2 separate regions of the Mus musculus genome follow, and region 2 is linked to region 1. Evidence: chromatin loops called from intact Hi-C (ENCODE). Cell type or tissue: heart. All regions are shown on one strand. Links, peaks and the distances in the headings refer to the core of each region. The heading gives the core; the rest is flanking DNA. Region 1 overlaps Pip5k1b (phosphatidylinositol-4-phosphate 5-kinase, type 1 beta). Region 2 overlaps Pip5k1b (phosphatidylinositol-4-phosphate 5-kinase, type 1 beta).

Region 1 (15,351 bases), core at 4,645-12,644:
AGTGCAAGTCGAAATCTCTCCTAGGAGGATCTTGGTAGATCCTTCCAGAAGTACCAATGGCCATCTCCTGAACTCCCTGGAATCTCTGCCGCAAGACACCCAGAACATTGCTTCAGGAATGAATGAACAAATGTCCATTACATTTTTTTAGGCAATGATACGTTACCTAAAAGCAAAGGCTGAGCTAGCTGAGTGGTTGTAGCTCATGCTTGCAATTCTAGCTACTTGGTGTGGGGGGGGGGGGAGGGAGCTGAGGCAGGAAAACCTCAAGTTCAAAGCCAGCCTGGACAACAGTCTCACAGGTAAGAACCAGGGGTGTAACTTAGAGGGAGAGCACGTGCTTAGCATACACAAGCCTCCGGGTTCAGTCCCATGGGAGTAGAGGAGGCCTGTTTCATTAGAAAGGAAAGGCGTATTAAACAAGCAGTCCTCATTTTTTTTGTAATGGATAAAGATATTTTAACGAAGATATTTATAGTGCACTGCTATATATCAAGCAAAAAAATTCAGCTAATAGTAATATACATTAATATTTGTACATCGAATTATGATGTACTGAATTGTGAGAATATAATTGTATTTGCTGTGTTTGAAAGTGACTACTGAGAATAAATCCTAGAGTTTCCTGGAGATTTGAAAACTAGATAACATTATAAAACTATGATACTTAAAATTGAAGAGAATAGACATCTTTTTTTACTATTCTTTTCTTTTTCTTTTTTTTACACTCCAGATTTTATTCCCCTCCCTGACTACCCTCTGACTGTTGCACATCACATATTTCCTCCCTGCCACCCTGTCTCTACAAGGGTGTACCTACCGGGCCCATCCTACCAGAATTTTAAACTCCCTAGGACTTCAAATCTCTTGAGAGTTAGATGCATCGTCTCTGATAAAACCCAGACGAGGCAGTCCTCTGCTGTATATGTGTTGGGGACCTCATATCAGCTGGTGTATGCTGCCTGGTTGGTGGTCCAGTGTCTGAGAGATCACAGGGATGCAGGATAATTGAGACTGTTGGTCCTCCTACAAGGTTGCCTGTTTCCATTCTTTATGCTGGCCCCTGGGGCTTCAGAACTTTCCCCCCATGCAATACCAGATGAGGTTCCCCTCTCCTCCTGCCCTGTTCTCTTTCCTTCCCAGGTTCCTCTCCCCCTCCCCCCTTGTGGTTGACAAGCAGTCCTCATTAACAACAACAACAACAACAACAACAACAACAACAACTGCACTCTTATTTATAACACGGTACTGGTGAATTATGCACATTCAATTGCCCTTAAGGCACTTCGCCAACAATTGCAAATGAAACGCTCCATAGCATGGCATTATGACTTCTACTCTATTAGTCTTTTAGAAATGCTGCAGTTTAAGCTAAAGGCACTCATCATAAATATGGCATCAGAGGGAGGGAGAGAGAAAGAATGATTACAAGAACAATAATCTGTCAACGGGAGAGCAGTTGAACCAATTATGCTACATATAAGCTGTGAAAACTCTAACCACTGACTATAATGTGTCGGTTAGATTGGTAATGCTGTGACTAAGTACCTATCAGGAGCAACCGGAGAGGTTTGTTTTGTCGTTATTGGTTTCAGAGTCCCAGTCTATCATGGTCCAGAAAAGAGCAGAGAAGCTCAGCCCATGGCAGCAGGAACAGATATGACAGCTTTTTCCACATGGGGTCAGGCCAAAGCTGGAGCCAGCCATGAGGCTCAGTTCCTAAAGGATCCACAGAGCCATAAGCTGGGAAGCAAGCGCTGGGATCCTGAGCCTGTGGGGAACATTCCAGATTCAAAGCCTGGCACACAAAGTTTGTATAGTTGGACACAGAAGGCTAATGGGTGAATGAGCCAAGTTGCAACAAAACCGAAATACTAGGATCCCATTTTTATTCACTTACATTTTGCAATGCCATGTCTGCACACATGATAAGCATATGTTCATCTCCAGTGTGCACATGTATGTATTTTCACTGTATTGAGGGAAATACCTCAGATACATACTAAACGGTTGAGTAGAGTTAACCTTCGCATGCAGGGAGGGGAAGTGGGAACATTTGTGGTTGACTTTCTATGATTCAGGATTGCTTAGCCTTTACTCAGTGAACACGGGCCACAGTCGGATGGATTTTTTCTTTTAGGTTAAGCAGTGCTTTCTATGTAAGCTTTTCAGCTTTGAGAGCATTTTGAATCAAGTCAAGGACGTCTGCGTGTAGGATCATAAGTGATAGGCACTTGGAGCATGGGTTCTTTTACATATGAAGACGAGAATGCCAATGATAATGGCTGAAGCCATTTCCCTGCTGATTTCTCTCCCAGTAACAGAATGGAGGTCATCCTTGCCTCTGCCGGATTATCGGCTCTGTTGTAAGGGTCATCAGTGTACCTGTGGGGTGTTGAGCACAGCACTGGCCTCTAACCGACAGATGGCAGGAACTCTCTCCCAGTCAAACAATCAAAATCAACTCCATAATCTTCAAGGTGTCACCTCAGGGGCAAAGTGACCCTTTACTAACAGCAGATGGTAAATGAGGAAGAGTAGATGCTGAAATCGAATAGCAACATCTGTAAGAAACGTTTGTAACATCCGTCCCCCATAGAGATTAGTGCTAGGTAATGTTTTAGCTTTAAAATTGACAGCTTCATTTTCAGGAAATGGAACATTCTAAAATTTTGTGGGATTTAATTTTGGTTGGCTTTAGAAAGTTGGAAAATAAATATTAATCCTTATTTTTCACTACTGAATGTAAATTTGTGTTTGTGTCAAATACTGTCCCTGTTTGAATACATGAATGTGTGTAATTTTCTTCCCTGGTGTGTAAGAATGCTATAAAGAACATATTGTGCAGCCGGGAGTCCATCCCATAATCAGCCACCAAATGGAGACACTATTGCATATGCCAGCAAGATTTTGCTGAAAGGACCCTGATATAGCTGTCTCTTGTGAGGCTTTGCCAGTGCCTGGCAAACACAGAAGTGGATGCTCACAGTCAGCTATTGGATGGATCACAGGGCCCCCAATGGAGGAGCTAGAGAAAGTACCCAAGGAGCTGGAGGGGTCTGCAACCCTATAGGCGGAACAACAATATGAACTAACCAGTACCTCCAGAACTCGTGTCTCTAGCTGCATATGTAGCAGAAGATGGCCTAGTCGGCCATCATTGGGAAGAGAGGCCCCTTGGTCTTGCAAACTTTATATGCCCCAGTACAGGGGAATACCAGGGCCAAGAAGTGGGAGTGAGTGGGTAGGGGAGCAGGGCAGGGGGGAGGGTATAGGGGATAGGTATTTGGGATAGCATTTGAAATGTAAATAAAGAAAATATCTAATAAAAAATTTTAAGAATATATTGTGCAGTATTTATGATGAATATCTTCCATTTAAACTGTAACATTTGTTAAAAAAAAAAAAAAAGTATAGTAGCATTTATAATGGCACACTGTCCTAAATCATGAGTTCCATTTGCAATTGTTGGCATATTTCCTTAAGGGCAATTGAGTGTGCCTAATTCACCACTGCGGAATGACACATCCCGTAAGAGGTCAGCCTTCTCTTAATGAGGAATGTTTGTGTAACACGCATGCTTTTCCTTCCCAGGAAATAGACCTCTCTGGCAGGATTATTACCAAGGAGGTAAAGCTGACTCAAAGAAACCCAGGCAATATCTTTTCTACCATTGACCATCACCAACATTTGAGAAGTAGCTCCTCCGTCAAACACTGGAACCCTGTTGAAAAGCGTGTTGATGAAAAGGGAAAATTAAATAGAAAGTGTGTTTGCCTTGGGCTCTTCCCAGGTTGTTTTGTGCCCACTGTGTCAGAATGACCTTATCTCAAGGCAGTTCGCCACACAGAATGGGAGTCCAGAAAGAGGCCTCATTAAAACGAAGCTACAATAGTCTTATTTTTAAAAAGGTAGATGGCTGCAAAAAAAATTGTATCAGAAAAGTAGTTGCCTGCCATGGAAGTAATAGAACACGAGGAAGTCACTCGTGGACCTAGTGATGGCAGAGGGAACCTGTCCTTCCTAGCTGTTGTCATAAACAGAGACATTGTGGAGGGGTTGGTGGGAGAACAGGACCTGGGGTGACGGTAGAGTGTGAAAAAAACAAATGGAGAAAGAAGAGAGACCTGGCTTCTGTGGATGTGGAGACCAGGAAACGCCAAGCAGTTGTTAATGATTTAGTTTGACCTTTGTTGATTTGTGTAAACAGGAGGATCTCTGGCTTGTGACCAGCACAACAAACTGTCTATAATGTATACCTTCTCTTTTGAAATGCATATGGAGCTTAGAAACAGCTGAAAAAAAAATACTAGCCAGGAGAGATGTGATGTGGGGTGGTTTGGTTTTTTTTTTTTTTCCTAAATATGAGAATGTAGTGGCCATTGATAGGCAGTAATTACAAATCTTGTGAAAGCACCCAACAAGAAGCTATGCATATGTCTGAGACATCTTACAACTGAGCTCCTCACAGGGGACCTTCCAACATCCAACAGAAAAGAGAAGAAAACCCCTTCCCCCTCCTCCTGTTAGATGCCCAGCAAGCTGGAGGAGGATGGATCCCACTGAAACCCCAATCTGGCTGTTATTGAGCTCGCTAAAGCAGAGCACATGCTGATGTGAGGCTATTTTTCTATGGCTCTGTGCCCAGGTATGAACAGGGGCAGTTTTATAGAGTCAACAAATAGACAGGTCCTAGACCTGCTGTAGATTTCATCTGAGCAAAGGTAGATTCCACCCCAGAATACAGTTAGAGAAACAGTGGAGATATGGCTCAGCCTTTTTTGTTGTTACCTGATAGTCTAATGGTTACATGGGTTTATAGCATTGCAAACCTTAAGAGAAGAAAAAGAAACAAATCCCAGGTCTACACGCCTCCCAACACACACACACACCCCAGTACAGACATGATGTCCATTCGGATATCTTTCCTCTGAGTTTTCTCTGTGGGTACACACATGTTTCTCCAAACTACATTAGATTTGTTTATTTGTTTTGCGTGCTTATGCTTAGATATAACATAATGTTTTACTTTTCCATGTTACAGAACAGTTTTTGTTAGGATGGTTTAATTACAGCAAGTCACTTTGTTAAATAGTCTTAATTCAGATTGGAGTTTATATGTGAATCCCTAACTTGAATAAGAACAGGGAGAATTTAACCCTTGGTTCTTGATGTTCCCCCATTCCTGTGGGGAATGAAAGAGCCTTTTGTTGAGATTGTGGTCACCCCTCCTTCAAACTCCTCCCTCTATTCCACTAAGGCTACCTCCCCTTAAGCGTTATCCCACTACCCTAGGTGTTGCTAATTTGGGGGCCCTTCTTTGCTGCTCCCTGATTGGGGTACCTCCTCCTGACCCTTGGTTTTCAGTACCACCTCTACAGACAATCTTTAACTCCAATACCAAGCCAAACGTTCACTCTGAACTCCTGACCGGCGTGTCATCTCAAACAGGATTCTTCATTTTCCCCCCAAGTACATTCCTTCTGCACTCTGTCCTCTCCTGATTAGGAAAAGTAAGCACACTTCTCAGAACTGATCAAGAAAAGTGTCCTGAGCTGCTATTGGTGCTTTTTTTTCTCCCTCATTTCTAGCTCATAGCAAACCCTGTCTGTCTGTCTGTCTTCAAAATCTGTCTCACATTCCACTCTTCTGCCCATCTTGTTCATTAGACTTCCCTAGGCCATTACCATCCCCATATGAACCAAGCAAGCACGTCCTAATCACTTTCCCTCCTACCATCCCTCCAATCTGTTCTCCGCACAGCCTCCAGTGATCCTTTCAAATTAGACACCACTTCCCCACATAAAATCCTTCACTGGTTTTTGCCATCTGTGGACCAACACAATTGAAACCCATCAAACCCTTAGGCTGCCTTCGGGGAACCAGATCTACAGCTGTCTAGCCTTTCCAGCCCCCAGTGCCAGCTCTCTACCTGTTGCCCATGGTGGTTTGCTTCCAGGTCTCTGCAACTGTTTCTTCTACTCCTGAAAATGAGCTTCCTTGGCACCCTAACGGGACCTTTTCCTACCATGTGAAAGTCCTTATTGTCATTTTGTTAAGGACACAGATTCTGTTTAGGCCACTTTGACTTCCCTGATTTATAGAGAATTAATTGCCTGACACATGGTAAACATAAGACCAATCTCTAGTGACATGACCTGCTACCCAGCTCATTGTTGCCTCTCAAGCCTCAGCCTAGACGCCTCTCTGGGTTGGCTTCTGTGGCTGCCATCATCTGTGGGTCTCCAACCTCCTAATCCCAATAATGTCATGATGGCCTTCCTGCCATTGATTACTGTATGTTCTTATGGACATATCTTTGTTTAATGTGTCTTCCCCTACCCCCAGACCATGAGAGCAAGAGACATGATTCTTTGATCCAAGCATTATCCAATGCCTAACCCAATCTTGGGCTCTTAGATCTTGGTTAAATGACCAGCAGACGACTGTATGACGTGGTAACAGCAACTCTCCTCTGCCAAGGACAGTGCTGGGGAAATGCCAGGGCAGGCCTGTGATAAAGCAGTCTATCTAGTACATAGAATAGTAGGGCCCTCAGGATGTCAACATTCTCTTCCTATAGCATCTCGCCACCTCTGTTCCACACTACTAGAACCAGATGTCTGACATCTGGCCCTTTTTCTTCCCTTACTTTTCTCCTTGAGACAAATGAGAAGACAGAGCCTTGCTTCTTGAGCACAGCTTCAGGGACAGGAGAGAGACCCAGAGCTGTACTTGAACCACCGAAGTGAGGGACAGTAGTGGAAATCTCCCTGCCCTGACTCAGATGGCCATCTTGCCACAGAAGCATGTTCTATACCTACCTTCTATGGCCTGATAAAAGAAGAGACCTTGTCAACAAACATCTCTGATGTAGCGTTAGACTCTCTAGATGTCCTTACTCAACGACAGACTGGGCCCTGGCTGTGCCATCTTCTCATAATGTGTGTAGATATCAAGAAGCAGAATGGAGGAGGTCAGATTAAAAGATGGCTTCCAGAGACAAGCTGTGTGAGATTTGGACTTGCTCCTAGAGCAAGGATGCTGAGAGCTCATTCAGAGGTTTCAAGAAAAGTAATAACATGAATATATTTGTAGTTGTGAAGCAAATCTCTCTAGCAACATGTATCCAAGCTGTAATCTCATAATTAGTTCAGAGAGCCTGAGGGGAGAAAACTGCTGTTGCCATGAAGTGTTTTGATTCTTCCTTTCAAAGCCAGTGACATCAGATGGCCTATTAAGTGATCCAATTTCATAGACAATGCTTTATAGGAAGCAGTTTCCTGTAACCAGTCATTGGGGTCATTGCTTTCCTTATGGTGGATCTCTGTAGACATTTCCTCTGACTGTTAAGATGCTCATCACTCCATTGTTCAAGTGCTTCCCAGCACCTGTCAGCTCCATCTTCTGCAGAGAAACATCACACATTAAGCAGGTGTATAAACTCATGTTCAATGAATAATTAGACCATTGAACTTCGAGCCTTTTAGAAGATCAGGGACTCATTCATTCATGTCCCACATGCAGTGGTATCTAGAGCAAGTTAATTCCCAGATCCAATTTGATCTATGCAATGGACATCATGACTCCCTAGCCATCTGACATCTCTGATGATGAGGTAATCATTAAAAGATGGTGCTTTGAGGGCCAGCGATGTAGCTCAGTGGTAGAGCGCTTGCCTAGCATGAGCAAAGCACTGTGTTCAGTCCCCACCTCTACGGACAGAGCTTTAGAAGCTGCAGTGTCACATAAATGCAAGCTGGCATCAACTTTCCTTGGTATTGACATCATACCTGAACAAGCTACGGAAATAAATAAGTGATTTGCCTTTGCGATGTTTTGCAGCCCTATCTTTCTCTAGGTATCACATGCTTGGTATCCAGGCAACATATGGCCTCCATTTATCCCTGTGAGGTCCAGGATTAAAAATAGATCCTGTTGCTGTGTTCTGAATCTAAGCCCATATTAAGCCTCTACTAAAGGAACCAATGGTTTCCCCTGGAGTTGGAACGGGGAATGGTCATGTTCCAGTACTTTGGAGACACAGCAGGCAAGAGCCTGGTGGTGAAAACTTAAGTAGCCCGGAATGCATGGAAGCTGTTAGCTCACTGAAGTCTTGCTGGTATCTCGAAGAAAGGAAGGAGCCCCAAGGCTTCCGAATTGTGGGGAGAGAATGGCTGGTTGTAGGAGAGCTTCCACCAATAGTTCATGCTGAGCACCCTTTGCCATCATGATGACTTACTGATCTGATAATCATACACACTCCAGGCAAAGTTCCAAAGGGATTTCAGCTCTACAGCACATCTTGCTGAACATCAAGCTGAGACTAATGTCCAATGGGAAAATGACAAATGGTGGGACCTTTGCTGCTGGTGGCCTAAGAAAAAGCATGTGTCACTGTGAACGCAAGCATGGATTTCCATGAATTAGGCAGGATGCTATGGAATTATACCCATGTTAAAGCATTTCATTTTTGCCCAGAAGTTAGGAACAGGGGGTCCCGTTTACCGAGGGAGCCAGACACCATTTTGTATTAATAACACCCCATGTTACCAGCAATGCTAATAACGTGGTCTCCCAAGAGGGGTGTAAGCCTTTGGCTTGCCTGTGGTGTGGGCGTGATTAGCAGCTAATTAAACAATTCTATCTCATTTCATCCAAAAGAATGGCTCCTTTGATGCTCCTTCCCTTGCTGGGGTCAAACATCCAGACTTAAGAGAACTTCCAACTTTGATTCTTGGGCCATTTGGAAAAAAACAGCTATGGAAGCAGTCTGCACCTGGTGGTCAGACTGTGTCACACACCTGCAAAGAGACTTGGGGAAGTCACCTAACCATGCTGAGCCGTAAGTGTACTGCTGTAGAGGGAATCACTGTCCACTGTCACCAAGCTCAGCTACTTGGTTAAGGGCATTAAAGGACTCAGCTTTTAGAGACCACAGAGTATGGTTGGATATACCACAGCCAGCCCTGGCTTAAGTCCTAGATCTGCGTCCTCACCTTGTACAAAGCTGCTAAACATACCCGAGTCCATGAATTGGAGGTTGTAATGCAGGATGGAAAAGCTTTACCCAAAATTCTTGGGACATGTTTTGGATATAGGATTTGGGAATATTTGCATGTGCATAGTGAGGAAGCTTGTGGATATAAGCCAAGACTGAACATAAATTTATTTATATGTCATTGATTTTCTATACAATTTAGGCTTAGCCTAAAGACAATTTTATACAGTGTTTCTAAGCATCTTGATCAGGTGGTAGACTCTCTCTTAACCTGTGACAATGAATAAACTGCTCTGCTGCAGGTCTTGTTTGGTAGTGGCCCTCATGGGAATTTGGGTGTGGGATTTTCCTCTTGTGGCAATTGTCTGTACCCAGAATCCCTGAGATGCTGGAAAGCAGCTATGCTCGCCATATCACAGATACATACTGTTGATAACACTATTGATCGTTCCCAACGGTGGAGCATTCTGGATTTCAAATTTTCACGTTGGAGCTGCTTACCAAGTGTCACTTACCTCTGAAAGTTACCGTGAGGATAAAAGAGTCAGCGTCAGTCAAGGGCACTGAGAACCTCGTAAGCCTTGGGGAAGTGTGTGAGTGGTTACATCAGTGAAATTATCACTATCTATGCTGTGTCTGGCACAAATGAGTTGCTCAAAAAATGACTGGCTTATTTCTATTTATTACTGTGCTATTATTTCTCTCACCCAAGCACTCGATCTTTAAGAGGCATGAAATGAGATTGATATAATTACAATTTCCTTTTTTTTTTCTTTTTCTTTTTCTTTTTCTTTTTCTTTTTCTTGTTCTGCTTATTTAATTAAACACGCCAGTGGGATCCTCATTCCTTCAAGAACTCAAAACTTAACCGCATACCATAGCAGGAAGGTTGCTGGGTTTTGGTGTCCCTTAGAGCAAGAGGACATTACTTTATCTTCTTATTCCCAAAGTTCTGCTTCACAATTTCTAAGGATATGACCCACCATTCAAGCCAGAAGCATTTCCAGTAACACTCCCAACCCCTGAGGACTGAGGGGTCTGGCCAAAGTTACAGACTCGGGCAGCTGAGACTGCTTTCTGTTTCCAGGGTAGGGACAGCAAGGAACATGGTACTCTCTGCTGACACACCTGCACACTGTGATAAAAGACTGCTCTCATGGCTCTGGAAAACAGCATCAAGTATGGGCACAGAATGCAAAACGCACCGAGGCATGCGGTCTGTGTTAGGCCCAGACAGAACATTCTAGGGTGCTGGTTCCTCTGAAAGGCATTGACCTTGTGACATACCGCCCTGAGTGGCAAGTAGGAGGAGAAATGGCTTTTGACTCTCTGTACAGGGTTAAATTAAAGAAATCCATCTGGGCCTTCTGAATTCAGCACTATCAGTACAAAAGGTCACCGTTGACAACTGACACCACTGACAACTAGTGGCATCGCAGAATGCAGGGAAAGAATATTAAAATAACAAAGTTGCTTTTTTTTCCAGGCACTAGATGCACTTGAGTCTCAGCCTTTTGTATCTTGCTTCCTATGATCTTAAGTCAAAAGATATTTAAAAAAAAATCAAGACACTTTCCTGTGTTCTGCACGGTCCAATACTTGGATAGTTGTTCTCAGGTGAAGGATGACAGATGTTCAGAGCGAAGCAAGCAAAATGCTTAAATGATGGTTTGAGGAGTTGCTCTTTTGTATATACAAGCTTCTGAACGGTACTGGTTGACTGTGGGAGGTCATTTCAGGCAAATTCAACAAGAGTTAATGCGAGGTTCACCCCCTGTTAAATGTCTGTCTGGGTGCTCAGTCCTGGGTGACTGAAGATGACAGGGCCTTAGGAAAAGAACTAGATATTGGATACAGGGTAGACAGATTCTGAAATAGTGCCATATGTCCATGATGGTGGAATAGCATCCAAACAGATTGAAAAGACCCGAGAGTCATAGGTGACTGTTACCATGGTGACAACAGCAAAGGAGTCTAGGTCATGAATCAAACTTGTAGGGAATTCTTCAGTTACAGAAGATAAACTATGAGAAGCCAGTGGACAAGAGACAGAGCAGGCCCTCCAGAAAGCTGGAAGTGGTTCTCCCTCATACAATCAAGAAAAACATTTTAGGAAGAGATATTCTTTGATATTAAAAAAAAAGCATGAAGAAATAAAAATAATAAAGGAAGTTGGGGATTAGTGTTGGATTTATAAACTATTGCCTGGGGAAAAAAAGAAAGTATTTCCTTTTGAATATACTGGATAATCTTTATTCCATTCATTTTCGTCCGAGTTTCTCAACCATGGAACCATTGATGTTTGGGGATGGCTAACTCTCTGTGGTAGAGAGCTTTTCAGTGCAGCACGGAATGCTTAGACCCACTTGATGCTTGCAGCACCCACAACACACCAGTTATGATAACAAAAACAAAAAACCTCGCAGACATTACCAAATGCCTCCAGCTAAGAATCAGCATTTAACTTATTGATTGTTTTCTGCTGTGGTTTGTAGTTCTACATTAGCGCTACCAGACGTAAAAAGACAGAACATGCAAACCCTTGAGAACAGTGTACCAAGGTGCTGGGGAAACAGCTCGGTAAAGTGCCAACAGCACAAGCACACACACACACCTAAGTTCAGATCCTAGGACCCAAATAAAATGCCACAGTTAGTAAGTACAATCAGCTTTGGAGAGCTAGAGGCAGGCAGACTCCTGGGGCTGAGTCAGTCAACTTCCCTGGTCAGTGTCTCAAAACATAAGGTGAACAACAACCAAAGAAGACATTCAGTGCCAACCTCTGACCTCCACACACATATGCACATATGCATAGGCACAGAGAGAGACAGACAGACAGACAGACAGACAGACATGCACACAAAACAACATATTCTATGGCCAGTGAGACATGCCAGAGGTGCAAACCTGATAGCCTGAGTCCAATCCCTGAAAAACATGTATTAAAACAAACAAATATAGAAACCAGATATAGAAACTGGTGACTATAGGCCTGTCACTGCTCTGCAAGATGGGAGGCAGAGGCAGGAGGTTCAGCCAGAAGCCTGCATGTGCAGCACAGAGGTAGAAACAAAAAGAGAGACCCTGCCTCAAAGTCAAGTTGGAAGGAGACGACACCAAGAACCTTGTCTCTGACCTCCACACAACCCACCACATGCACACAAATAAGTGATGTATATATAAGTATATAAATATATGGAATCTCTTCTAACTTTGATTTCATTTTGTTTTGTTGTTGTTATTTTGAGAAAGGTGCCTCTTATCTAGCCCTAGCTATCATTCATGGAGCATGGTGTGTGTGTGTGTGTGTGTGTGTGTGTGTGTGTAGATCCTGGGTTTGATTCCCAAGAGTACACATACAAAAACAAAAACAAAAACACCCTATTCACATGTACTCACTTGGACAGATGTATGTGTGTACACATTAATTCCCTAATTTAATAGCATCTGTTTCATTATGAAAATATTAAAACACTAGTAAATTAAAATATATATATATCAGTGTTACTAGACAGTGTTGCACACACCTTTAATTTCAGCACTTGAGAGGCAGAGGCAGGTGGATCTTTGTGAGTTCGAGGCCAGCCTGGTCTACAGAGCTAGTTCCAAAACAGCCAAGGCTAAACACAAAGATACCCTATCCCAAAAAACAATTGTCCTTCTGCTGCATCCTTTATCACTCATCAGTACTCTATCTTTTTTCACAGATCAATGAAAAATAACTTAATTGTAGATCATTGCCAACAGCAATAGGCAATTTTCAAAACTAAATTTTGTGTGAACACCAAAAGCTCCAGTTTTTTCTCTATCAGTTTTGTGTGTGTGTCCTTTTTTGTTATTTTATTTGTTTACATTTCAAATGTTGAAAGAAACCCTTTTTCAGTTTCCCCTCTGCAAGGCCCCTATCATCTTCCCCATCCCCCTTGCCTCTATGAGGGTGCTCCCCCCACCTACCCACTCCCACCTGACCACCCTAGTATCCCCCTACTCTGGGGCATCAAGTCTCCACAGGACCAATGGCCTCCCCTCCCATTGATGCCCAACAAGGCTATCCTCTGCTACATCTGCAGCTAGAGCCATGGGGACCCTCAATGTATATTCTTTGATTGGTGGTTTAGTCCCTTGGAGCTCTGAGGGGTCTGGTTGGTTCGTATTGTTGTTCTTCCTATGTGGTTGCATACCCCTTCAGCTCCTTCAATCCTCTCTCCAACTCCTCCATTGGGGACCCTGTTCAATGGTTAGCTGCAAGCCTCCACCTCTGTATTTGCTAGGCTCTGGAAGAACCTCTCAGGAAACAGCCATACCAGGCTCCTGTTAGCAAGCATTTCTTGGTATCAGCAGTAGAGTCTGGGTTTGGTGTCTGCCGGTGGGATGGATCCCTAGGTGGGGCAGTCTCTGGATGGCCTTTCCTTCAGTTTCTGCTCCACTCTTTGTGCCTTTAGACAAGAGCAATTCTGGGTTAATATTTTTGATATGGGTGGGTGGTCCCATCCCTCAGCTGGGGGGCGGGAGGGATGTCAATTCTGAACTCTGTTGGTTCTTATGGAGAAAAAGTATTCTTACTCGTCCACAAGTATGTTGCAGGGAGAGCATCAGATTTTTTTAAAAATAAATTCAACTATATTATTTACCTTTGAGTAGAAACTATAATGCTCCTTGTTGAAAGTGTTCCATGATGCTCACAAGTTCTTAGTAAAAGAAAGATAAAAAGTACAGTCTCTTAACTGTAAATACATTTTGAATACAAGATGTCACCCCACCGGTGGGGCATAATGACCGAAATCCCTGGCCTCGGCAACTTAAGAGAGGGGCACCCATTATGGCTCCTGGTCTCAGAGGGCTCAGTCATCATGGCTGTGAAGGGATGGAGGAGCAGGTAGGTGGCACTGGAGGCATACGCTGGAACTCTTCACCTACAGCTAGATAGGCACAGAAAACGGGACCTGAAGCAGAACTTGAATAGGAGCTCCCAATGGCCTATGTCACCAGCAAGAGTTCATCTTCCAAAAGTTCTACATCCTCCCAAAACAGCAACTGGGCCCAAGTGGCCAAATGCATGAGCCTATGGGGGGGTGGGGTGGGGACGACACTCCACAGTCCGTGTAAGAAGTCACCCAAGGAGAAGGACCTTAACAGATTCTACTAAGCCCCAGCTTTCTGCCATTTGGGAAGAAGAAGGAGAAAGTAGCCTCACCCTCCAGTTTGCTGCCTGTGGCCTTGCACAAAGCCCTCAAAGCTAACATGGACCCCTGTGTTTCTTCTGCAGACGGCATCGTCAGCTATTAAAGGTGCTATCCAGCTGGGAATAGGATACACAGTGGGCAACCTCACGTCCAAGCCAGAACGCGATGTCCTCATGCAAGACTTCTACGTGGTGGAAAGTGTGTTCCTCCCCAGGTAAGAACATTTCATCAATTTGAGATGATTCCATGCTGAGGAAACTTCACTAACATCCTTCTGTTGAAGGATTTTTCTTTTTAACCCTGCACACGGGATAGAAATACTACTCCATATAGTGGTGGTGTGTGTGGGACCTGCAGCTCCACCTTGGTATTGCTGCCTGTTGCCTGGGAATGGCCCTACATTTTCTGTGGCAATTGTGATTGGCACCCATGGGTCGGTCAGCTGTAATTAGCTGTAGTGGGTGCCTGGTAAACCATATGGAGAGGGATCATTGGATTTGGTGGGTGGTGGTAAAGAAATCTCTGGGTAAAACCTGCCACGTGTTTTGAAAAAGAACGCTTCCATATAGCAGCACTGTTGCCAAGATATTTGCTCTGACAAGTTTAAAAGAATGAGCTGGGGCTGGAGAGATGGCTTAGAGGTTAAGAGCACCGGCTGCATAGAGTTGGGGTGGGGGTTGGGTTGGGTGGTAGCACCTGCCTTTGATGCCAGCACTTAGGGGGCAGAGGCAGATGGATCTCTGAGTTCAAGGCCAGCCTAGTGTGCAGAGCAAGTTCCAGGACAGCTGGCTGCTCTTGCAGAGGACCTGCATTCAGTTGCCAGCACCCATATGGCAGCTCGTGCTCAGGGGCACCAGGCATATATATAATATATATACGTGCACACAGGCAAACACTCAGGCATACACAGAAAATAAGTAGTTAATTAAAGAATGGACTGGAGTGACCGCAAGCGGCTTTACATCTGAATTAAGCCAATACGTTTTGTCCTTTGTGACAACTTGGACTTAAATTGTCTCCAGGAAAAAAACAAATTGAGATAATGCTGCCATTTTGACACCATGTTTGCAAAAAAAAAAAAAAAAAAAAAACACCAAAGTTATTCATACATTTATCAGTCTGGGAAAGGAAAGCATTAACGGCTTAAAATCAAATAGGTGAGATGAC
Region 2 (15,351 bases), core at 3,060-11,059, 100 kb after region 1:
CCACAGAGCCTAGTAACCTTGACACCAACAACATTTTTCTTGGCATGGCCCAGCAATCATGACGCTGTGCCCAGAGACAAAAATACAATGCTAACCCGCCACTGGCCCAGCATTAGCCAGTATTTACATAGTCTCAATATCATGAACTCTGCATATCTATTTTCTAATTTTGGAGGCAACTCATGGAGGAAACAAAAAAATTCTAGGTATCATTGATAGACTCTATCATTGTTAGAATATAAGTATTAGCAGCCATTATGAAGTGGGTGCAAATTTATCTTTTATGTATCCAATACAAAGTGAGAGACAGAAGACAAAGGGAGAGAAGGTAAAGATGGAGTGATATGGAAGGCTAACGGATATATGATGTGTGGGTGGTGGAATTAAAACACATGAACATAATTTGTAGTTACAAAATAGTATATACATACAATATGTAACATAAGTTATATATTCTAATATACATGTGTATGTATAATATATATGATATAACTTGTATGTTATATCATAATTATACATATAATATAATATGTAAACATGTATTACATATATGTATTATGTATATAACATATAATGTGTATAAATAATATGTTACATGTTATATATGTTATATCATATATATATATAACGTGTGTGTGTGTGTGTGTGTGTGTGTGTGTGTGTGCTGGTGTTCGCAGGAAACAGCTTGAGAGAAGGTACATGTCCTCCCTAGGGATCCATCGGATGCCTTGGTTGAGTCTTTTATTCCAAGGTTTATGAAAAGATGTGAAGGGGCCTGGAGGGTTGGGCAGGAGTTAAGAGCACTTATGGCTCTGGCAAATTCCCAGCACCCAGTTAGCAGCTCACAGTGTCTGGTCTGTAACTCCAGTTCCTGTGACTCTGATGCCCTCTTCTGGCCTCCAAGGACACCAGGCGTGGACATGTAAACAAAGCGCTCATTTACATAAAATAAAAATAAACCTAAAAAGACATTTCACCCGAAAAACTAAAAAGAGTGATGTTGATGGGAGCTTCCTGGCAGAGGTGGGGTGCTGCTGCAGCTATAGCATCCTGCCCTAACTCACACATGCCGTGTGATGTGTGAGTCTATTAAGGCAGTGAAAAGGTGGCTTTTAAAAGACAAACACTGTGGCTGGCTAGTTCCATCTGTTCCCTGGGACAGATGTGCCCATGAGAATGCACTGTAAGAACACTCAGTAGGTCAGCAAACAGAAGTCAGGGTTCCAGGCTTTGGAACTACTGATGACAGTTTCCACAGTCCATGCTCTGTGTGACTCCAAACTGACGTCACTTGGGAGACAACAGCGCTCATGGCAGCAAAGCACCGTAAATGTCCGCTGCCAGAGGGACCACGAGGACAAGAGTTCTCCTGTGTATGCTCATCTGTGAGAAGCTTGGAGATTATCAAGAACAGAGTGGCAGGGGCTACCAGGACCTCCTAAGGCTTCTATGAGACAAAAACAGAGCCAAATGGATGCCGACCCCTGTGTGGACTCCCTGGTTGCACATTAGACGACTCGGACCTCAGAAGGTCCAGATGGACGGAAGAATGGCAGAACTCGATGATACAGAACCCAGGCCAGCTGCCAGGCTCCCAAACCAAGTCACGTAGCATCTGTTTTAAAATGGATCTTCCCTCTGTTAGTCCAAGCAATGGTTGGGCACTCTGACCCTGCCACTAGATTCTGAGAGCCTTTCTCCCAAGAGAGATGCCCTCACTTGCTTACAAGTAACTCCTAAAAACAGAACCTAGAACATTCATAGGCTGAGAAAATATAAATTGATTACAAATAGATGGGTGCCTGGGAAATTAACAGTAGTAGTACAGGAAAAAAAGAAGACAACTATTTCCCAGTGGACATTCTATTAGCATCTTAGCTAACCCCTTTGGGAGACACATCTTTTTCTTCTGTGTGGAGGGAGCATCATTAAGGGATAAAGCAATTTGCTGTAGGCTGTGGATACAGTGGCTAAACTTGGGGTTTATCCTTGCATTATCTCTTTATGTTTCATAATTACATGTTTCACATTTTATTATTTTAAGTGGCAGTGGGCAAACACATATTCATACCTGTTGCGCAGGAAGACCGTAGATGGAATTCCTTACACCTGTATGATGGCCAGACCTTTAGCCACAGTCCCAACACCAGCATCACCCTCTTGTATCTGGCGTTCTGCCCTTGAAAACCATGGGAAACTTCGGCTGCTTAAAAGCATTACTTTCGCAGGGCGTGGTGGCGCACGCCTTTAATCCCAGCACTTGGGAGGCAGAGGCAGGCAGATTTCTGAGTTCGAGGCCAGCCTGGTCTACAGAGTGAGTTCCAGGACAGCCAGGACTACACAGAGAAACCCTATCTCAAAAAAAAAAATTACTTTCATTTTGGATGTGGAGGGATAATTGCGCATCCCTGGCTGATACCCAATTTAAATATTGTCAAAACAGACCAGCTCAACCTTTATTTAATCCAAGCACTGAGGAGGCAGAGGCAAATGGATCTCTGTGACTTTGATGCCAGCTACCTATGTTGTTCAGGCTTTTAGTGTTTCCCTCGGGAGTCCACGCAGGAGATCCTCACAGAGCCCATGGGAGCAGCGTTCTGTATTGTCACTCCAGGCGTCATCCCTGGACCAGCTCAGCATGGGCATCACCTAGGGCTTAGTCAGAAATTTAATCCATGGACTCTACCCCTAGACCCTTTGCTTCATGGATCTCAATGGAAAAGTCCAAGAAGTTGCATTGTGACCAGGCCTCCCGAGCCTCTGATGTACAGTGAAGCCGAGAACCACTGAGGCTGCTGAACTTTTCAGGTCCATAACCAGGAAGGAAAGAAAGAGAGGGGAAAAAAGAATGCAGGGAGGAAGGGAGGGAGGGAGGAAGAGGGAAGAGGAAGGGCTGCCCCCCCCAGCCCCATTCTATTTTGTAAACTATCAATGTATGGATACCTGAGAGGGGCAGAGTCAGAAGTGAAAACCAACCGCTCAAAATCAGAGCTAGCAGAGGCTTCTAGATTCCCAGGAGCCATGATTCACAAGACAGGGGACTCAAATCACCTCCTGCAAACACCATGAACTGTAAGGAGTTAGGGGGCAGGAGCGATGTTATTAATAACACTTTATTTAAAGTAACAACAATATTTACTAATAAAAAAAACAAATTTAAATGTGAACCTAAACGGTGACATTTTCAGGATGACTCACCAAAAAAATTAATTAATTAATTAAAAATAAATTTTAAAAAAGGCCAGAACCCGCCACCACATCCTGTCTTTGGCTCCGTTCTGCAGGGCACAAACTGACTGTTCACTTCTGTTTTTCCAGCAAAGGGTTACCTTCCAGTTCAACCTTCACCTTGGAAGAGGGGACCATCTACCTGACGGCTGAGCCAAACACCCTGGACCTGCAGGATGATGCCTCTGTGCTGGACGTCTATTTAGTGAGTGGCTTTCTCCCACTCCTCTCAGCAGCCTGTTTGCAAATGGCTTGGGACCTTGACTTACACAAGACTAAAGCCAGGCATGCTTGTGGCTTCTAGAGATATGCTTGCCTCCTGTCCCTTCTACAGGACACAAATCTTCCCAAGCCATGTCACCCCCATAGTTTGTTCCAAAGTTGGCAAGAATTGATAGGTTAATGCTAGCTCAGCAAATATAACCAGAGGAGAAGTCCCCTGAGTGACCCTGCACAGCCACATGGCATCAGTGGGGTCTCTAATCATTACCTGCTTAAGCCAGTACGGGCTGCCCCAGATGGGTGTTGATTGGAAGCAGAGGCATTCCCACTGCCACTCCGGATAGAGCTGGATTCCCAGCAACCCAGGATCCTGCTAGTGGTCCCTACAAGCTTGTCTAGGCTTTGAAGATACCCTCTTCCCCTCTTGCAAAGCCCGATGAGTTGTCGATCAGAGGAGCCGGCTCCTGGTGTCTCCTTGGGCTTCAGTCTTCTTATCTATTAAATGGATTAGTGAATGCTCTTGATGGCCCTGTGCAGCTCAAACAGGCTCATTCATCCTGAATCAGAGGGAGTCAGTCGCACACGGTTGGCTCTCCAAAGAAGGGACAGTCATTCCCCAAACTCTGCAGTTTCTCTAACCGCCCCCCCCCCACACACACACACACAGCATTACGGTTCACTTAAACTTTAAGGCAATACGTCTAGAACATTAGACACCATTAATTTGTAGTTCTGGGGTGTGCTTTCTTGCTGGAGATATTTTATTATTTTTTAATGTTGTCCTACAACTGGGAAGACTCAGCTTCTTGCCTACCCATCAGTGACTTCATTTGCCTCTACATTATGGAAGAATGATAAAGAAAATCCAGTCTGGCCTGCGCAACTTCTCTCTCCTTTCTTTTTGACCTAATTCGAAAGCTCTGGATCCCAACCATTTCTATCCCAGCCATCTTTAATTGAACGGCCCTGAAGGCTTCTGGGATGACATTCTCTTTGGTGACGTCACCCAGTGTAGTGTGAGGTCTCTTGTGAGGCTTTTCCCTTGAAGATTCGATGTTTCCTTCTTAGTAGTGATATCCTAACCCACTTTGTGGTCAACTGATCCAAACTAAGTATTTAATTTATATCCCTGTGAAATATGCAGACTTACACCACATTGATTTGTGTGTATTGGGTAACCTGAGATTTCCTTTTAGGGATCCACCCAAAGTTGTGCCTTTGGGCTTACAGAGGCCTTGTGACTTTTCTCTGTAACTTGAACTGGAATTTAAAAGGATGGTTGACCTCTGAGGAGAGATAACAGTTTCATCATTCAGTATTCAGGCATTTAATTCAGGTCCTACCAATGTTTCGCCCAACACTGCTTTCCAGAGGTCCTTCACCTTCACACTGTACACCCCTCGGCTTCCTGGCTCATTTGCAAATATTCAAATCCAAGGGAGATGGTTTTTTAAGATGGCTTTATCCAGTGTGACCAAAGATGTTTCCTGTTGAATGCTGAGCTGATGAGCCACAGATTGGGGTATTGAAAAGCAAACAACAGAACTGAGTGGGCCGCACTGATGGGAAATGCGAGCTTCTGCCGTTCTCCTAGCGGGATGGTCGCGTGGATATCAGCCCCCGATGCTGCCTGTCACCCTGGGATGCTAAGGCAGCCTGCCTGGGGAGGGGAACCAACAAAAAGCCATTCCCACTGGGAAATGGAGTGGGAGAGAGTGCCCTTTCGTGGCTCCCAGGGAACGGGTTGTCAGTGAGAGGTGAAGGAATTGCATTCTTATTAACAGAGAAATCTAAAGGATGGCTGCCACCCAACAGCGACTTCTCTCCTTCTGTTACTCAATCCCATTGCCTTTACACTGGCCACATTAGCATCCTCTCAATAACACGCCCTTTATCTGTGAAAGTGCTTCTGCAAAATGGCTGTTTGAAGTGCAAAAATAACTGCATGTAAGGAAAAGAAACAGTTAAACCCCACCCCACCCCCAATTCTCTGCCATACTAGTATTGGAGATTAGTGTGCTGACCTACTGTCAGCCCTTGGACAGCTTGATTATTCGGTGTGTTTGGGGTTGTTAATGCTACCCTTTGATCATGGGAAGAAGGGTGGCAAAGAAGTGAGCGTGGTTGAATAAACAGCTGCCACGCCATGGTGTGGGAGGAAAGCCTGAGAAAATACCAAGACAAACGCTCAACAAATTAGGTCACAGGGGTCTTAGAAAACTCAAAGCAGGGGCTTTGGCAAAAAGAAGCTGAGTTTCTGAACTTGAATCCTTAGGCTTGGAGGTGAATGATGCCTCCCCGGCCACACCGCATCAGTAAGGGTCTCTAATCTTTACCTGCTTAAGCCAGTACCGGCTGCCCCAGGGGGTGTTGATTGGAAACTCTGGCATTCCCACTGCCTCTCCCGAGGGAGCTGGATTCCCAGGTCTAGGTTACTCCAGGTCTAGGGGATCTAGTGCCCTCTTCTGGCCTCTCCAGGCACCAAACATGCACAGATACACATGCAGACAAATACGTATGCATATAAAATAATAAAATAAAATTTAAAAATATAAACAAAGCTGACCAAGTCTGACAGTACATGAGAAGGGGTCCAGGGGAGGAGCCTGAAGGCCTGGCTTTCCTTTGTTTGTTGGCCTGTATTACTCTCCTGCTGTAAGAAATTATCACAAACTGTGTGGCTTAAGCAACAGAAATGTGTCACCTCCTAGAGGCCCTGGGTCTGAACACAACATACCCACAGTGCCTTGCTCCCAGAGCGGATGTGAGGACAGATCGCTACCTGTGCTTGCAACCTCTCTGGGCTTCATATGTTTACTGGTAGTCGGAATCACTTTTCCTCTGATTCTGAAAGCAAGCCCCTATGATTGACAGCCACAAACTCACTGATCGGTGTCCCTCCTTTCCACAAACCCTCTGCTGCCACCTACTGGTGAAAAGGCAGCTCTGCCCATGGGTCTGGGGGAGTGACTGAAGGCTCTATTGAAACCTAATGAAGAGTGAGTATGGGGCTCAATAACCTGTTTCCTCTTGGTGCACTTGACCACATTCTTCCAGCATAATGCATCTCAGCTCATCAGGTAGCAGAGTCTTTGGGCATCAAAGGCATCTCATACCACAGGCCTAGCATCTGCCGTCTCAGGTTGGCCTGGAGGCTGCAGTTAGAATCGTGCAAAACAGAGAGGAGAGAGGCTCATCTCTCAGACTCCAGCATGCGCTTCTCACCCACTTTAGTCTCTGGGAAAGCCTCCTCTTGACCCTTTAATCCAGCATAGAAAATGCCACTTCTGCAGTTGAGACAGCAAGGGTAACACTTGATCTTAGCCAAAAGGCCGAGAAGCGTCAGCAAGTGTAACATAGTAGCAACAAACACCCAGTGCTCCAGGCCTCCCTTATGCTGTCTGTGACCTATCCTGCTTAGGGGAGTAGGATTAAATATAATAAAATGAAAATATGGATAATTTAAAGACAAGAGTATTCTTTAAATCCGTGGGGCTCCTGGCCACTGTTTCTTTTTGCTAGAGCTGTCACAGCCAAGCACTAGGATAAGTCACTTTAGAGTGTAGGAAGGTCTTCTTTCGTGTCTCTATAGACTGGGAGTTAGTTCACAGTCAGGTGTCAGTGGGGTCCCTAGCTCCATTTCCAGAGAATCTGTGTAGGCCTCTCTACTTGGCTTACAGATAACTGTCTACTCCCTGGGTCTACACAATGTCTACTCTGTGTGTGTCTGTGTGGTCCAAACTCCCTGTGTCTAGAACAGTAGTTCTCAACCTTCCTAATACCATGACCCTTTAATACAATTCATATTGTGGTGATGTCCCAACAAATAAAATTATTTTCATTGCTACTTCATAACTGTAATTTTGCTACTGTTATGAATTATAATGTAAACATCTGTGGGTTTTTTTTTGATGGTCTTAGGCAACACCTGTGAAAGGGTCATTTGTGCCCCACCCCCACCCAAAGGGTCACAACCCGCTGATTAAGAACCATTGCTCGGGCTGGTGAGATGGCTCAGTGGGTTAGAGCACCCGACTGCTCTTCCGAAGGTCCAGAGTTCAAATCCCAGCAACCACATGGTGGCTCACAACCATCCGTAACAAGATCTGACCCCCTCTTCTGGAGTGTCTGAAGACAGCTACAATGTACTTACATATAATAAATAAATAAATAAATTAAAAAAAAAAAAGAACCATTGCTCTAGTAGGACACTCGTCCTGATGAAATAGGACCTAATCTACCATCTCATTTAAACAGATCTCCTCTGTAAAGACCCTGTCTCCAAACAAGGCCATACTCTGGGTGAATGACAGTTAGGGGCCTCCACCTTAGAGGGACATGGGTTAGCCCATGACAACCATCGTGTACTCCAGTAGAAAGCAGCACTACCTCTCCGTACTTCCACAGACAGGGCCTGGTGAGCCTTCGGCTTCACAATGTCCTTAGCTCTAGTGTGGCTGGGGATAGCCCTTCATGCTGATGACAAAGCAGCCAGGAACCAAAGCCTGGGCTCTTTGTCAAATGATATCAGCACTGGATTCAGTTCCCCATCTCCCAAGTACAGCAGAAGCTGAGGTCAATCAATCAATCAATAAACCAGACTCCTGGAGCTGCAGGTCGGTGTGCTCTGAGGTGCTCATGGAGCCACGGAGATTGGCAGCAGGCTCAGTTGAGTACCAGAAGTTCCCCTGTAGAATAATCAAGATGCATGAATCATTGATGTCCTCCATCACCTCCCCGCCCTCTGGAAAGAAATTAATGTTAAAATATTACTGCTGCACTAACAGTTTTGAAATGAGAGACCTTGACCTCAGTCTTTTCCCTGACATCTACCTGCTGCAGCAACAGGGCTCTTTGATGGAGCACAGGAGATTGGCAGGAGACCAGATAAACCACAAGTTTTGACCAACATTCAAAAATCCAGTCAGTGACATTCCACCAGATTAGACCCAGATAGATGTCTTCACCCAAAGTGTTCAAATCCTTCAAGAACAGCTACAGTCCCATCTTCTACACCAAAGCTGCTCAGAGGAAGTCTGCTGCCCTGACCCTTGGGAAAGAACAACCGTACTTCTGGCTAGGAGTCCTAACATTTATTTAAGAGTAATGCTAGGGAATTTGGACCCAGACTCTTCTAAAGTGTTTGTATTGCTATGACAAAATACTTGAGATAACCCATTTAAAAAGAAGAAAGGTAAGGCCAGATGACTCAGTAGGTACAGGCACTTACTCCCGTACCTTATGACTTCTTTTCTACCCTTATCCCACATAGGGGAAGGAGAGAATCAATTCCCACAAGTGTCCTCTGACCTCCAGATGTGTGCCAGGGCATGCATGCCTCTACACACACACACACACACACACACACACACACACACACACACAGAGGCACAAGCACTCTTGGGCGCATACACTCCCTCACAAAGTATGTATTGTTTTTAAAGGAAGAGAGGTTTATTTGGGGGATTGTTCTCAGCCCATAGATGCTTGGCTCTGTTACACTGGCTACATGTGAGGCAAGACGTCATGAGAACACACATAGCAGAGGAGAATCACTCGCCTCATGGCTCAAGTCCCCATATCCTTTTCAAGGTCCTGTTCCCATGACTTTATCAACTCAGAAACACAACTCTTACCTCAAAGAGGATAAAAGTTTATTCTAAAGCCAAATCTTAGAGACCAGGACCTAAGAAACCTTAAATTCCATGTTCCAACATGTAAGCAGTTTCCTGAAGTTTCTATTGTAACAGAAGAAAGAACATTATAAGTCAAACCACTTTTAAAACACACTAGGAAAAACCTCAGACAGGTGGGTCACACAAAGGAGAGAGATCTTATCATCTGCCTCTGATACTGGGGCTCTGTGGGGGCTAAGTTAATAGATCCCAACAGAATCCCAGCGGGTTCTCATCTGATCGTCGCTAGATGTTCGTTTCAACACAGAGTTAGGTATGGCTATCTCGGAGACTAACAATAGCTCAAGTTGTTTGTGGGCCTGCAGCCTTCCGACCTATCCACACCTCTGCAGCTTCTAATCAGTCAGTCAGTGTTTTCAGGCTTGGTTGCTTCCCCCTGCTAGACCCAAGGCTCACACTGCCACCCAACAAAACCTCCAGCTGGAGCATGTAGGAGGCAGATGCAGTCAGATCTCTGTGACTGGAGACTAGCTGTGAAGTTCTGCACACGTGAGAGAGATTCCGTTCCATTGTCCTGCCATGCCCTGATTTCTACAGCTCTGATGTGTGTGTATATCATGCCTAGCAAATGCTGAGCCAGCTGTACTTCACCCCTAGGTGATGTCTTGTGAAATAATAACCAAAGGAGGTATATGAGCAAAATAAAATAAAATGTACCAAATATAAAGTATTACTTTAAAAAAAAAAAAGCCTAGCTGGGTGGTGGTGGTGCACACCTTTAATCCCAGCACTTGGGAGGCAGAGGCAGGCAGATTTCTGAGTTCGAGGCCAGCCTGGTAGAAAGCTGAAGCAAATATATCAATAATTCATAAGTTCAAGGCCAGCCTGGGCTGTGTAGCCAAGATTTATCTCAAGAACATTAAAAAGGAGGGGGGGGGGAAGGAAGGAAGGAAGGAAGGAAGGAAGGAAGGAAGGAAGGAAGGAAAGACAGCCTTTAGACTTCCTTGCCAAGGTATAGTGACTTTGACCTTGAAATTCTGGGATCTCTCAGAGAATGATCAGGTGAATCCAGACAGAGAAGAGTCCTCAAAGCCCAGGAGACAATGTTGGGAGTGAGGCACTGTAATGGCTTGCTACAGATTTGTGGTTATGGTCTGAGTGATTGAAAGAAACAGGCAGAGCAACTCAGGACGAGGTGATGTGCTGTCATTGGAAAGACACAGGAACAGCAGAAAATAGCAAATTACAGTATGGGGCTTGGGGAAACAGAATTAAGGGATCGCTAAGAGAAAGGGGGACTTGATATAATAAAGTTGGGGAGTTGGGCATATGTTATTCCAACTATCACTCTGGCAAGTAACTTCAACTTGAAACCAAATGAGAATACTCTGAATAGCAGAGGGGATGCCCTATGGATAGCAGAGGATGCCCTATGGAGAGCAGAGGATGCCCTATGGATAGCAGAGGATGCCCCATGGATAGCAGAGGATGCCCCAGGGATAGCAGAGGATGCCCCATGGATAGCAGAGGATGCCCCAGGGATAGCAGAGGATGCCCCATGGATAGCAGAGGATGCCCCATGGATAGCAGAGGATGATCCAGGGATAGCAGAGGATGCCCCATGGATAGCAGAGGATGATCCAGGGATAGCAGAGGATGCCCCATGGATAGCAGAGGATGCCCCATGGATAGCAGAGGATGATCCAGGGATAGCAGAGGATGCCCCATGGAGAGCAGAGGGGTGCAGCATGGCTGGGGACAGAATACTTGCCAGGGTTGTACAACGTGCTGTTTTATCCCAGGGGTGGCATACACCTATACTACTTGCCTGGCTGAAGCAGGAAGATCACTGGATTTCAGGACTAATCTGGTAACATAGCTAGCAAAACTCCCCCTAAAAAGGAAGGAGAGAACAGTCTATCCCTCACAACTGCACTGTGAGAAGGGTTTGTTATTGCTCTTCTCCCGCCCTAGTACCAACCAAGCAAGACTTCCGAAGTCAAAGTCTCAGGTGCATTCTGGGTGGTCTGGCTATTGAGTATCACTCCTGTTCTATAGATGAGACAGGACTTAAACACTGGGAAACAGACATAACATTCTGCGGCTTAGATAATTATAAAATAAATTTGACCCAATGTATGTCTGTACAGACCAAACTAAAGTGGTTTTCCCACGTGAACCAGGATACATCTATCACATAACGCGGCTGCCTCTGCTTTCTTTTATTTAGTTAATTTCTTTGTTTTGCTTTGCTTTGAGTTGGGGTTTTATGTAGCACAGGCTAACCTCAAACCGAGGCTGAGAATGACCTTGAATTCCTGATTGTCATCCTCCTGTCTGCATCTTCCAAGTGCTGGCACCATAGCACGTACCATCATGCCGACCTTGCCTGGCTCTGCTTTTAGTTAGCATTTTTAGGTTAGATATCTGATGGCTTGTTTTACTGCCGGCCACTTGGCTACTGTTTGGAAATGAGCATAGCAATCACGAGTTCAGGACCATGGCCCAGTCGTTGTGCTTCTTGGTTTTTAATTCTCATATACCACCTGAGTTCTCATATGCCCTCCCTGAGCCTTGTAAACTCAGAAGACAGTAGCACATCTTATCATTGCTTCATCCTAAGTGACTGATGTGATGTGGCTGGGGCTAGATCTCAATAAACAGGGAAATTAACACGTCGCAGGCCCCAACCTTAATGCATGCTTCTTCAGATGCAAGTCACCGGGAGAAATAACAACCTAAGGCCCCACGCACAGGCAGGAGTTACAAACTGGTGCTAACGCCAAGCCTCACGTCTGTTTCTTCTTTCCTGCTTTTCCTCCAGTAAGTGAAAGCGGCAGCCACCTGAGCACGTGAGCGGGACCTGAACACAGCCATGGGAGGGAACTTCCCCCACTGCAGAATTCCTCAGAAGAACTGGGCTGAACCCCAGCACACACAGTAAGACTCAGCTGGACCTTGAAGCCCGCAAGATGCCGGGGAGCCTCGGTCCGTGGCCGATCCGCAGATGGATGTGAAAATCCCACACCGTTCCGTGGGTGCTGCTGCTTGCTGACCATGAAGACCTGCATGACCTCTGTCTAAGCCGCTTTTCTACACCATGGCCAATCACCCTTTTGGACTGGGAAGCGCTATTTTCCTATAGGCTCTCTCGGTGTTTCATTCTGCATGCATAGAGTGATTACAAATAGGCAACCTATGGAATCTGCTTCTATATTTTATATAAAAAAAATCTATCCGTGCAAAATGATAAATAAGATCTAAATCCTCTCTCTTTGTTTCAGAGATTCTAATCATAGCCCCTGTCATTGAAAGCTTCAATCTGTTTTCCTTTAAAGATCAGTATACTAGGTCTGCCTTTACTTTATAGAAAGCCAGCTTCTATAAAGATTTTTTTCACTGTTTACTAGTGAAATGAGAAAAAGCAAAGCTATTTATAAAAGGCCTTATGTCTTGTATATACATTGTCTTTGAAATATTTGTGATTTAGTTTATTGCTCGTAAAAGAGAAATTATATAATTTATTTAGTAAATACTACTGTAAACTATAGTTTTATTGAAAGAAATAAAATATTTTGTTCTCAATTCTGGTCATACATTGATTCAAATGACTTATAGTCATGTGTTTGTGTGTGTGTCTGTGTGTGTGTGTGTGTGTGTGTGTGTGTGTGTGTGTGTGTGTTTGAGAGTTTGGGGAGATCAAAACTAGAGCTCTATCACAAAACTATAACCTCAGTCCACATTTATTGATTGACTGATTAAAATAATAAATAAATAAATCTTTTTAATAGAAATAATCCCCGTGTGGTGGTTTGGATAAGAATGGCCCCCAATGGCTCATATATTTAAATGCTTAAGGAGAGGTACTATTTGAAAGAATTGGAGAAAGATTGTCACTGGAAGAGGGTTTTGAGGTTTCAAAACCCCAAACCAGGTCCAGCGTCTCTCTCTTCCTGCTGCCTACAGATCTGAATGTAGAACTCTCAGCTCCTTCTCTAGCACCATGTCTGCCTGCGAGCTGCCATGCTGATAATGGGCTAACCCTCCGAAACTGTTAGCCAGGCCTAATTAAATGCTTTCCTGTAAAAGAATTGCCATGGTCGTGGTGTCTCTTCCCAGCAAGAGAACACTAAGATAGCTTGCCTTAAACAGGTAGGAATAGAATAATAAAATTCCTAGCTGTAAGAATATCTACCTAATAGTAGATTCTGTTCAGCTAGTCCAATGAGCATTCCCAAATATGCTGCCGTATTCATTACCATATTATGCTGTGGTAACAAATGACCCCCAAATTGCAATCGGACATTTTTCTTTCCCTCTCACATATGTGGGTCAGGTACAGCTCAGCTCTGAGGGCTGTCTTTATCTGGGGACCTGGAGCTGTCTTCATCTGGGGACCCGGAGCAGCCCGAGGCATGCCACTGTTGAGGCAATGGAAGTGAACGGTGGGTGTGCACAGCATTTCTACTTGGATGAAGTATTTTTCCCGTTACGTTCCTTTGCCCAAAGCAAGTGGCAGTGATGTCTATAACCAATGGGGTTGGAAGGGTGCAATATATTTCCCACATGGAGATGAAGCCAGCAGAGGTGGCAGTGAATACTGTAAACAAGGAGTTTACACCATCTGGTAACCAAGACTACAGAAAGACATTCCTGATGAGATGCTCAAAATAAAATACTTAATGTGAGAGCAGGCTGATTCGTGTAAACAAACACAGTATAAAATTTCAGGAATGCAGGCTGGAGCCAGCTCATGCTTACTTATAAACCCACACTCACTCAGCATACGGAGGAACAAGCTTACCTGCAGAGTTGATGCTGGGAATCCACCTTGGGTGGGGCTCTGGTCTAGGCTCGAGTATCTTGTGCTGCTGAAGCAGAATGCCCAGGTCATTTATAAAAAGCAGAAAGCTGCCCTTGGTTCTAGAGCATTAGTCGTCTGAGACCAGACACCCACAAGACCCAGAACAGGGCAGAAGGACAAGAAGCAAGCCAATCCATTCCCCCCAGGTCCTTTTCATAGAAGCATTGATCCAAGCATGAAGACAGAGCCTTTGGAATCTAGACATATTGAAAGGCTCCACTCCCAAAATGGTTACACGGGGGTTTGAGTCAGCAGTGTATGGAGTTCTGTGTGGAAAATCAAACCATGGCAGATGCCAACAAAGAATTATGAAGTGATTGAGGGTCCCCCCCCCCCGTCTCTTTCCTCCAGCAATGGTGTGTTCTAGCAGACATCCCCTCGCTACATGTGTCTGCCTACATGACTCCCCTCTTTCCCCTCCCATTTGCAAATTGACTCATTTATTTCAGCTGGGACCTCAACAAGGGGCCCACCGATTCCTGGGAGTGTAGATGAATTGTTCTGGTTTTTGTTTTGGGTTGTTTTTGTTTTTTTTTTTTTTACTTATTCATTTATTAAAAGGCTATAGTTTCCATTAAATTCATAGAGACATTGGCCCACAAAATGTTAAGAACTGTTGTTTTAAGGCCTACCTCAAATATTTAATGCCGTGAGTTTGTCTCTGACCCTAACCCTCCACCCCAACTTAAATACTATATGAACACATAGTTACCTCCTCTATTGCTGACCTGATTGGCTAGGCCCACGCCCATTGTCAAGGTCACTCTCCTGCACTTAAAGTCATTTTTTTTCCCTCTAGCCACACATACAAAATTCTTTGACATTCACAGCCTCTTCTTGGAGTAAACATGCGCAGGGCCTTCTGACCTGCTGCAATTCTGGCTAGTTGGTTTCTGGGCTTTCTCCACCTTTGGCATCTTGGGACCTCTGAACACCAGCACCCTGGGAACTTCCTTCATCTCCATCTTCAGTCAGAGGGTCAGAGGTGACATGGCTCCAAGGGAGCCAGGCACTTCCTCCTTTGAAACTTAAGGAGAGAGGTACACAGGGCGTTTGTAAACGAGGCATCAAAGACAGTATCTCAGAAAGCTATGTGTGTGTTTGTGTACGTATTTGCCAACAAGTCTCTGTGCTTTTGTCTTCTAAGCCCCAAGGTCTTTTAGTTCATTCTTTATGCTTCGTGTGTGTGTGTGTGTGTGTGTGTGTGTGTGTGTATTCTGGGGATCAATCCCAGGACCTCCTTGCATGCTAGGCAAGCACTGTACCACCAAGTGACACACCCAGTCACCTCAACTACTTTTTCTAAGTAAAGCAAACAGGAGGGGCTAGGGATGTGTCTGCCTGCAGAGAGCTTGCCTAGCATGGATTGGGTTTGATCTCCCACAGGACATAGGCCGGGCA

The links. A loop is a pair of places that touch in the nucleus more often than their neighbours do. Peaks named below come from ENCODE experiments on the same cell type or tissue, not always from the same donor. Only the 100,000 strongest peaks of a DNase experiment are listed, where the experiment ranks them.
Region 2: a loop joins it to region 1, with 2.3 times the contacts of the local background. A loop is called at or near these places in 2 of 42 quality-filtered maps.

What each region holds. Positions count from the first base shown.
Region 1 is chr19:24,396,063-24,411,413 of GRCm38, reverse strand. Pip5k1b (phosphatidylinositol-4-phosphate 5-kinase, type 1 beta) reads left to right here. Exons shown (of 15, transcript NM_008846.3): 4 at 14,268-14,398. Among named protein-coding and RNA genes, the nearest start is that of Pip5k1bos, 12 kb to the left of the region's middle. In heart, for the core only: a CTCF peak has its summit at 7,997; no DNase peak of the experiment used is centred there; H3K27ac peaks cover 307 bases.
Region 2 is chr19:24,292,114-24,307,464 of GRCm38, reverse strand. Pip5k1b (phosphatidylinositol-4-phosphate 5-kinase, type 1 beta) reads left to right here. Exons shown (of 15, transcript NM_008846.3): 14 at 3,319-3,433; 15 at 11,911-12,671. The coding sequence ends at 11,913. Among named protein-coding and RNA genes, the nearest start is that of Fxn, 19 kb to the right of the region's middle. In heart, for the core only: CTCF peaks have their summits at 5,905 (motif pointing left), 6,188 and 6,389 (motif pointing left); a DNase peak (open chromatin) is centred at 6,364; H3K4me3 peaks cover 752 bases; H3K27ac peaks cover 1,175 bases.